Regions from separate parts of the Homo sapiens genome. Here region 2 is linked to region 1. Evidence: read pairs that join two places in POLR2A ChIA-PET (ENCODE). Cell type or tissue: IMR-90. All regions are shown on one strand. Links, peaks and the distances in the headings refer to the core of each region. The heading gives the core; the rest is flanking DNA. Region 1 has its middle 81 kb from the start of LINC02836. Region 2 has its middle 22 kb from the start of PRDM1.

The links. Peaks named below come from ENCODE experiments on the same cell type or tissue, not always from the same donor. Only the 100,000 strongest peaks of a DNase experiment are listed, where the experiment ranks them.
Region 2: POLR2A ChIA-PET joins it to region 1 with 5 read pairs; 2 of 35 experiments call an interaction of 5 or more read pairs at or near these places.

What each region holds. Positions count from the first base shown.
Region 1 is chr6:105,710,438-105,715,829 of GRCh38, forward strand. No RefSeq gene overlaps it. Among named protein-coding and RNA genes, the nearest start is that of LINC02836, 81 kb to the left of the region's middle. In IMR-90, for the core only: no CTCF peak of the experiment used is centred there; no DNase peak of the experiment used is centred there.
Region 2 is chr6:106,061,671-106,067,062 of GRCh38, forward strand. It overlaps a transcript of PRDM1 not described here. Among named protein-coding and RNA genes, the nearest start is that of PRDM1, 22 kb to the right of the region's middle. RefSeq lists an enhancer at 2,264-2,774. In IMR-90, for the core only: no CTCF peak of the experiment used is centred there; a DNase peak (open chromatin) is centred at 2,001.

The sequences.
Region 1 (5,392 bases), core at 70-5,069:
ATTTTAGAAATTTAGTTCACCTAAAACACTAAGGGAAATTGGTAAGTTAAGAAAAAGAGAATATACAGTAATAATGATAATAGCTAAGTTTTTTGTGTGCGGCTACTGGATTTCCCCATGAAGGAGAGCAGGAGTTCCTACAAAACAGAAAGGAAGCTTATTTCCCCAAATGCCCAACCTAGGTATCTGTGTGTCTCACCAGATCAAAATGCCCAGTCCTGAATTGAGCCAAATGCCTGGCCATTGTGAAGTACTGAGTGGAGTCAAGTTACTCCAACTAGGATAAATTATGCTATGTTTGCTGTGTTGTTTAGTGCAGTAGCTTCAGTTCTTAATCCAATGTCCGGCATATAATAGGTGTTCAATATATATTTGTCAGTGACCATATAAATTAGTTATTAATAAGTAACTTCTGGGAAAAACATCTGGCTGGGAAAAACCATCATAATGATTTATGCTACTGACATAGCCAGACACCATCAAACTACTCTTTGTTCTTCAGTTACTTGTGTGACTGGTAATCTGCTAGGTCACCTTGCCTTTCAAGAGGCAAATAAGTCAGCTCAAACCATTATCACATATGGGCTGGGAAACCCAATATCCATCCCAAACTCTCCTGAGAATCTTTGAGAAATTTTGACTTTTTGCTCATCACTGATGGTTGTGTACTCTCAATTCCACTAGGTTAGTTTTCCCTGTGAAGCATATTGCCACGTTCTGCACACTCTCCTTCTCCTATGCTATGTGGTATTGCACAGGACACAAGATTGATTTCTTTCTACCCTCAAAGTACTAGCAATGCAGGACAGTATGTGCGGCAAACTTTTTCTAAGGCTTGGGATAGTAGAGTGAGCTTACATCATAGACCCACAAACAACTTGAAATGGACTAGTAGACAGCCTTGTTTTAAAATGTCCCTCAGACACACTGACACTGGGAATCTCAACAGTTGCTATTTCTCACTAGATATTTTTCTCATGAGTTCCAGTCTCCTGACTAATGGGTCAGTCCTCCCTTCCTTGACTCATCTTCTCCACCCTCCTCCTTTCAAACGCCTATTAACTTTACATGTAAATAATTTCAATTTTCTGGATTGATCTATTGTAAAGCATCTAACTGATCTCCCATCTTCCATCCTCCCTATCCTAGAGTCTATTGGTCATACAATAGCCAGCTACAACGTAATCTTAAAACATAAGTCTGACTGTGTCACTCTCCTGCTCCAAACCCTCCACTAGCGTCTCACCTAAAATAAAATGCAAACTCCTTGCCACAGCCTGCAAGGTCTTACATGCTCTGGCTCCCATTTGCCTCTCTGACCTCATCATCTTCCACTCTGCTCTACCTGCCCTAGTTTGCTTGTTATTCTTTAAATACAGTAAGCTCATTCTACTTCAGGGCCTTTATCCTTGCTATTCCCCCGTGTATATTCTTTATGTTTCTTCTCTCTGTCATCATTCAGTGTCTGCTCAAATGTCACCTTCTCAAAAGGGCTATCACTGAATTAGCTATCTATAGTTGCTCTCCCTTCCCTTCATTTCCTCCAGAGCTCTTACCACCATCAGAAATCTTGTTATTTATTTTAAAAATGATTTGTTTGTTGCCTGTCTCCCTTTATTAGAATCGAAGTGTCATGAGGGTAGAGAATGTCTTGTCTTCTTCACTTGTATATCTCAGGGCCTACAAATGTAGAAACAGAACCTGGTAAACATAAGCATTCCCTATATATTTGTTCAGTGAATAAATGAATGAGTGAAGTAATATTTTTATGTCACTCTCTCCTTACTGAACTTGTAGTTAAAACTTTAACTTCTACATTCAAAGGGGCCAATAAATTGGATTCACTAAAAAAAAAATCTATTTCGAATACAAATTATGTAATTGCATTAGGAGTCAGCCATGGCTAGAATCAATTACTGCTTTAAAAAAATATTTTCTCTCTCTTGCACATGAAAGGATAGATACACAAAAACTTAGAGATACAAAAAGTAATCAAATATATTGAATAAGACATATAATTTATTTAAACATGCATGTCTTTAAAGGTTGCCCTATATATATACATCTTTTAAATATATGTGCGTATTTTAATGACATTATATATATAGGTTTGAATAAGTAATTGTATTCTTAATGAAACAGAAAAGGGCATTTTAATGGAAATATATGTTAATCTGTCTCATTAGCAAAAAAACAAAATCCAACACTATTTAAAGTAATAAAACAAAACCTGGAAGTAAAAATCATAAAATTCAAAATGTATGGCATCCAATAAAATATTATCAGGCATACAAAACAAAAACCAAGACCCATAATCAGAAGATAAACTAATCAAATTGAAATATATCCAGAAACGACAGAACTACCCCACAAAAATGTTAGACAGCTATTATAATGTGCTCCAAATGTTCAAGAAGGTAGAGAAAAGTACAATCATAGTGAGGAGAAACATAAGATATTTAAAAAGATTCAGATGAGTCCGGGTGTGGCAGCTCACACCTGTAATCCCAGCACTTTGGGAGGCCCAGGAGGGTGGATCATCTGAGGTGAGGAGTTCAAGACCAGCCTGGCCAACATGGTGAAACCCTGTCTGTACTAAAAATATAAAAATTAGCCAGGCATGGTGGTGGGCACCTGTAATCTCAGCTACTCAGGAGGCTGAGGCAGGAGAATTGCTTGAATCGGGAGGCAGAGTTCGCAGTGAGCTGGAAGTTGAGATTGCACCACTGCACTCCAGCCTGGGCAACAAGAGTGAAACTTAGTCTCAAAAGAAAAAAAAAAAAAAGATTCAGATGAAATTGTAAAGATGGAAAATGCAATATGTTAAATGAAAAATCCATCAGATGAAATCAAAGACAAATTCAATACTGCAGAAAAGAAAAAAAAATCAGTGAACTTGAAGACAAGCAATACAGACTGTTCAACATGAAGGACAAAAAAAAACACAAAAAACCACAGGGAAAAAAATGAATAGAGCAACAATCATCTGAGGGACAATGTTAAGAAGTATAATGTATGTGTTAATGGAGTTCCAGAAGGGGAGAACACAAAAGTTTAATTCTTTTGAAATGATTGAAAATTTTTCACATTTGATGAAAACTGGAAACAAGTTCAAGAACTCAGCAAACCCCAAGCAGAATAAATATAAAGAAAAACACACCAAGACACATAATAATAAAAAAAGATAACCAGTGATAAAGGGAAAATCCTAAAAGAATCTGGATGGAGGGGGTCCAGAAGACACACTACAAACAGAGAAACAAAAATGAGAAATACAGCAGACTGCTTCAAAAGCTATGGAAGCCAGAGACAATGGAAAGACATCTAACCGCACAGGAAAACAAAAAAAAAGAAAACCCAAATATATCAACCTAGAATTCTGTATTTAGCAAAAAGACCTGAGAGAATGTTACTAGATTTACTGCTCTATATGAATGTTAGAGAAAGTTCTTTACATCAAAAGAAATTATATCAGATGTTAATTTAAATCAATACAAATGAATGAAGAGCTCTGGAGATGGTAAAAATATGCATAAATAGAAAACATTTTTTATCAGTTTGAAACTTCTTTAAAAAGAATTAACTAAAGCAAAACTAATGAATTGTCAAGTTTATAATATAGATAAAAGTAAAATGTATGACAACAATAACACAAAAGTGGGGAAATAGAAGCATTGTTATGAGTCTTACACTATACATGAATTGAAGGTAGACAGTAATAAGCTTAAAAATGTATATTGTAAACCCTGAAGTAACCACTAAAATAGTGAAATAAAGTGGTTACTTTATCATAATATAGCTAATAACACAATAGCAGAGAAAAAATGGAAATTAAATAAAAACTAAACTCCACAAAATTTGGAGAAATAAGGAAAAAACAGAACAAAGAGAAGAAATGACAGAAGAAAAAATATGTTAAATTTAAACTCAAACATATTGATAATTAGATTAAATATAATAGTTTAAACACCCGAATTAAAGGGGATTATCAGATTAAAAAGCAAAACCCAACTATATGCCCTGTATAAGACATAAACATGAAGACACAGATAAGCTAAAAGTTATTGAATAGGAAGATACATTATGAAAACACTAATCAAAAGGAAGCTGGAGTGGCTGTATGAAGTAGATTTTAGAACAAGGAATTATATCAGGGATGAAGAAGGTAATTTCATAATAAAAAAGGGGTCAATTCATTAAGAGACTATGAGAATACTAAATATATATGCACCTAATATCAGAGCTTTGAAGTACGCAAGCAATATAATACAGTCATATGTTGCTTAACGATGAGGATAAGTCCTGAAAAATGCATCCTTAGATAATCTTGTTGTGAGAACATCATAGTGTACTTGCACAAAACTAGATGGTATGGCCTACTAAATGCCTAAGCTATATGGTATAGCCTATTGCTCCTAGGCTACAAACATGTACAACATGTTACTATACTTAACACTGTAGGCAACTGTAACACAATGATAAGTATTTGTATATATAAACACAGAAAAGATGCAGTAAAAATATAGTACAAAAGATAAAAAAGGTACACCTCTATAGGGCACTTACCATGAATGGAGCTTGCAGGACTGGAAATTGCTCTAGGTGAGTCAGTGAGTGAGTGGTGAGTGAATGTAAAGACCTAGGACATTACTGTACACTACTGTAAGCTGTATAAATACTGTATGCTTAGGCTACACTAAATTTAGAAAATACAAAATTGTGCTACAACATTACAACAGGTATAATATCACTAAGCAACAGGAATCTTTTAGCTCCATTATGATCTATGGTACCATCATTGTATATGTGGTCCATTGTTGACTGAAACATTGTTAGGTGGCACACGACTGTATATAAGAAACAAAACTGATACAACTGACAAGAGAAATCGATAAATCAACAATTATAGTTGGAGAGTTTAACAGTTTTCTTTCATTAGCTGAGAGAACAAGTATACAGAAAATCAATAAAAATATAGAAGACATGAAAGACATTACCAAAATTTTGACCTAATTGACATTTATAAAACATGCTACCCAACAACAGAAGAATAAATATTCTTTTCCAGTGCAAATAGAAAATTTACCAAGACAGGTCATATTCTGGGATAGAAAATCAGTCTCATAATTTTAAAAGGTTGAAATAACAAAAAATATGTTCTCTTACCACAGTGATATTATATTAGAAAGTGATAACAGCTATATGGAAAATCTAAAAATATTTGAAAATCAGTCAACATATTTCAGAGTTCATGGGTTAATGAAGAATTCACAATGATTATTGGAAAATATTTTGAGATTAATAGAAACAAAAACAACATATCAGAAGTTATGGGATGCAACATAGCACTTAAAGGTAATTTTAAAGCATTAGCCACTTATATTAGAAAAGA
Region 2 (5,392 bases), core at 91-5,090, 350 kb after region 1:
TTGAATGTCTTAATACGGAAATTGAAGCTTAGAGACATTGAGTGATGGGCTTAAGGCTTTCAGCTAATTAGGGGCAGAGGTCTTCATGCATTTTCAAGGCATTGGGAGATTTTGATGATATCCAACTGGCAAATTCAGCTCTGGCCCATCCATGATCATTTCTACTTTAGTTAATGGAGTTAGAATTTAGACCTATCCAGGAGGCCTAGAAGTGAAGTGACAGACTTTAAAGCACCATTACAAGATATATTCAGGAGAGGATCTATCCTAAAGTTAATTCTGTTGATCCATTTTGATTATCAGATTGGCAAAGATGAAAATAGCTGAAAAATGCCAGTATAGGCAAGGGTGGGGGAAAAACAGCTGTCAGTGAGGTTGTGAATACATTCATCAGTGTTGCAGAGCAAGTGGGATGTATCTATTTAAAATTGTAAAAAAATCTTTTAGACCCCACTGTCTACATGGCTTGTTTTGATAATTCTTTTAGGATATTTATAGAGGTTCTTGATCATTTCAAATTTGGAACTGCCTATAGAATCTTAAAAATACATTTTTACTATACGGGAACAGATCTTTGTCATGTGCAGTATTTCTTTTTATTCTTCAAGATCTAAGTATTAAGGGTAATTTTCTATTTGTCCTTTGGAAAAGTGAAATTTTAATTTTTCTTCTCATAGGGAAAGAAAATGTGTAATCCCTTCATGAGGCTAATCCATAACATGAAAATTCATATCTTGAAAGTGATTTTCCACTGATTTATACAGAATAATTTGAGATGTATTTCCAGTGCTCCAGATGCCTCTGCACAGTTGTTGATGGGAATGTGGAGGAAGCTGGCTCTTACTAAAGTAATTTTAGTGGGATGTATACAAAAAATATTGGCTGCACCTGGCCCTTTCTAAGAGTGAAATGTCCTTTATAGCAAATTGCTCTAACAAGAGTTATTCCTGTATAGAAAAGGTTTTGAATAGCTTTCAAAGCGTTTTCCAACATAACTCCCTACCCCTCCTCCAACACACACACCATTTTGAATCATAGGTTTTGACTAAGTTTTGGCTTGCTGCTGCTCAGCCTGCAACAGTTGGTTACTAAACGGGAGGACTACTAATGTGTTCAGAGAATAGTGGTTCTCTTCTGGTTGCTGATAGGAGGGTTTGTTGGGAAGGAATGGGAGTGTAAATGAATAATCAGTGCTGGTTTCTGTTTTTAAGAGTCAAAGGAAATGGCAGTCCCCTCTCATTTCACCTCCCACCCCCCAAAAACGCCTAAATGAAGATAGATGGATTCCCTTACCAGCAAAGGGCGAAGGGGATGCCCTCTATCTGCAATAGGAATGGCGGGGTGATTCGTGGGTCCCCGCAGATTTAGTCCTTTCGTTGTGTTGTTTTCCTGGGGCTTCCTGACTGTGACCACTGCTCAGCTCTTAAAACTTCTACCTTCAGGTCACGCGAAGGTCAATGTAAACTAACTCAACACCTCCTTTCCAGATCCTTCTTCAAATGGCAAGAAAGACCAGGGGAAATAATGAGCTTGGATTTTCAAAGGCTGCTTTCTACACCAAGTATGTGCACTGGGAGTCTTTTGTATTTTGGCTGTAGAGCAGATAATCTCAGCACCAACTAGTATGGTCTAATGCTGGTTTCACAAGTAGAGTTTTCTTGGTCTTAATTGTATCCTGCCTATAAATGTCTCACACCCCTCCTCCTACCAAATAATGAAAAGTCACATTTTAAAGCAAAAACGTGAATTGCTGACATGTCAGGCTAAGTTTTCTCCTCATTTTCAGGTATTCAGGAATTAGGTGTGACTCCCTGCCCTGTGTGATACATATTTTCTCTGGGGCATCTCTTCATATATAAAGAGAGTGAGTCAATTTAGTAATTCCTAGTTCCTTTAAAAATAATTTCTAAAAAAAATAGGAAAGAAATACATTATGATCAATCCCCAAAATATTTATTAGTCAATTCTGGAAATTCCATGTTAAGTTTACGACATGCTGAATCAAGTTCTTGACCAAATCATTTGTTAGCTTGAGATTAAAAAGATGGGGCAAGGAGAACAGCTGACATGGAGGGTAGAAGGCAGAAATGTGTCAAGAAGCTTTTGCAATGTTATTTTGGTTAATTTCCCCTTGTATGCGAGTCTTATTTAAAGCAAATTATTCATCTTCATTGTGTCAGTGTGGCTTGTAGGGATTTAGCCTATATTCTGTTTACTTACATGTTTTAACAGAGTGCAGAATAGAGAATAGCTTTGAATTTAAAACTAGCTTAGAGAGTTCAAAGCTCACTCATTCTGCAAAGGGTAATAATGCCCTAGTATTAAATTTTTACCCCAAATCCGGCATCTGGGATGGACCCGATTGCAAGAGGAAGTACATTTTTCATAGATGAAAGGGAGAAATCACTGTCCCATCTAAAAATAGCATTGTATTTTCCACCAGTTTATATCAGCTGGAGGTAGGATTAAACAGTAGTTGTCTAGAAGAAAGAGACAGTAATTGAGTGTGACTGTTTCCTCTGCAAAGGCCTGGCCCAGGTGGTGAAAGTTAAGTACTGTCATTCAGATAAGGCCCAAAAGCAGTTAGCCTCGATGTCTATTTGGCTTTTCTGTAAAATATCCTCTCTGGGTGTTGAGCTGTGGACAGACGAAATCCAGGCCTGTTCACAGGGCAGTCACAGTGATCACTCAGGATCAGTGAGATGCTTAGCCAGCGGGGAAACTGTTGGGCAGTTTAAAACACAGGTGGATGTTTTTGCAATGAGTAAAAGAGCCTTGAAGAGGATTTGCCAAATGACTCAAACCTGATGTTTTGAGGACCACCAGAATAATTCTACTCCTATGTGAAAGGGGAGATGGGAAGCAGTGCAAGAATGAGTACTTGTCGTCTGAGGGCGTGCGGCCCAGCCTCAATTTATCTTGACCTCTAATAGCAGGAAAATCTTCTCTCTGATTTTCCTGGCTGTATAGGCATAAGTTGGGTCCTTATGTTTCAGATGTTTCCAGAGCTGGTTCTCCTTGGTGAGAAGGAAAGAATGTATGCTTGGCCAAAGTCCTTACAGATGCTGAATTAAAGCTAGCATTGATCAGGAGACTTTCTGGGGATAGGGTGGGAGCAGAGAACAGCACAGAGCCTTGGAAAGAGCCTTGAGAGGCTTGCAGATTCTGGAGGGGTTTTCAGCCCAGCCACTGAATTGCTTTTTGAATTTGGGGCAGTTGCTTAACTGAATCACCGTTTCCTCTTCTGTAGAAGAGAGATGATGCTCTCTGCTGTTAGTCTATCTGGTCTTCAGTAGGACCTCTGCCAGCCACACTGGTTGTCCATGTGACTAACTGTGCACAGACTGCTGGAATGGCTGAGGTCTGCCATGGATGGGTTTATTCTGATCTCTGGGGTAGTTGGAGGCTGTTTTGATGGCTAGAGGAGGTCTGTGGCTTTAGTCTTTTTGTTGATCTTATGTATTTATTGAACAAGTGTTTCTTTTTGTCAAGTTTTTTGTTTTTTTAAACAGACCAGGTCTTGCTATGTTGCCCGGGTGCTGGACTCAAACCCCTGGGCTCAAGCAATCCTCCTGCCTCAGCCTCCCAAGTAGCTGGGACTACAGACATGTGCCACCACACAATCTTATATATTATTTATTCAACAAATACTTCTTGAGTACCTACTATGATTAGACCTGCCCCTACACAAACCAATCCATAAGAGCCAGGCCCTAGGTGACAGTATATTTTCAGAGAGCATCCTATAATTTAGCTCTTTTATAGCGTCTCGTGTTGTTAATAAGCTGAAATGTACACTGGTTAAAAGTCTGGAAGGAGGAAAGTGTAATCAACAGTTCACTTTTTCTTATGTGTATCATTATCATGTATCAGTAATGTTCAGGTTATCGTAATTATATATTAAAAGGGCTACACTTTTGGCACACTAGTATGTTTTTAATTACTGCACAAAAGGTAATACAGGACTAGGCTGGCTGCCCAATAATATATAAATATAGAAAATGATTATGTTATTTGTAGTTTCTCAGTTTATTTTAAATAAAAACTGGGTCAGCAGGCCTTCAGATAAGAGGTTAGGATAAAAGAAGATTGAGACTTCCCTGCTTCCATGGATTGAACCCATGACTTCCAAAATCAGGGGTCTGCCCCATAATCCTAATGGATTGACTTCCAAAATTCCTTGGATTTGTCCTGCTGTACTTGTCTCTCTAGGGCTTAGCTGGATCCCTGCAGATAGATATTATGGTTTACATACAGTAATTCCACTTAGTCCAGCTGTAAATTTAAGTCTATTGTATTAATACAACATTGAAAGGCAGCCTTGCCCTTGCCCATGGAAGCTGAGCCTGTCTTTCAGATGTGTTTAGCAGAAAATCAAGGATTTTCAATTAGTTGGTTGGGAGGCCCTTGGAGAAACAGCCGCCCTGCCTAACCACCCATTGTCTATGGTTTCCGCTTGCTCCTTCCAAATGGGACAAATAAAGAGATTCTGTGCGTGGTCATTAATAGGCAAGCTTTGGTGGGGGCTTTGTTCTTAAATGGGGGCTTTATCTTATCCCTGCTGGTTAAGCCCCTCCATGTACTCCTCACCTGTCATAACTGTCATACATTTAATTCATCATGCTGGTGGACAGGAGCTAGCTGATCATGTTTAAATGGAAGCGGGGTGAGCTGTGAGGAGGGCTCGGTCACGTCAGTCTTAGAACTTTACCCTCAAAGACGATTATCAGATTTTAATAAAGATTTTTAAAATAAGATTTTAATCAAGTAGGCAGTTTTGTGAAGGAGAATTTTCTGCTTCATGATTCTCCCACAGAGCAGGTTGGATTTTAGAATCCAGCATTTCAAAAGATAGTACAACAAAATATGTTTAAGATTCTTGCATCCAAATTTAAAATACAATAGACATTCAGAAAGGGCATTCTTCTGTTCCTTTCCTGTCTAACTTTTTTCCTAATTATAAAAGTAATATTCATTCTTAAAGATTTGAAAAAATACAGAAAAGAAATCAATAGCATTTCTACCACCTGGTTCTAATTGATTAATATTTTGTGTATGTGTTTCTAGTCTTTTTTTCCTGTGGGTATACATATATACACATTTTCCACCAAAAATGCTTTACAGTAAGTAATGTCAGTTATGGATCCGAGTATTTTCTTCATCATTACATATCTACTGCAACACTGTTCTTTATTATAAAATTATGATATTGCTTATGGTAAAGTATTTGAACCATACCTGTGGACATAGTGTGCCAGGCCCTTTTCCGGATGCTTCATGTGTATTAAGTGATTTAGTCTTCACAATCTCCCAGTGAACTTAGTGCTATTATTATCTCCATTTTGCTGATGAAGAATGAGAGATGTAGGGAAGGTAATTAACTTGGCTAAAG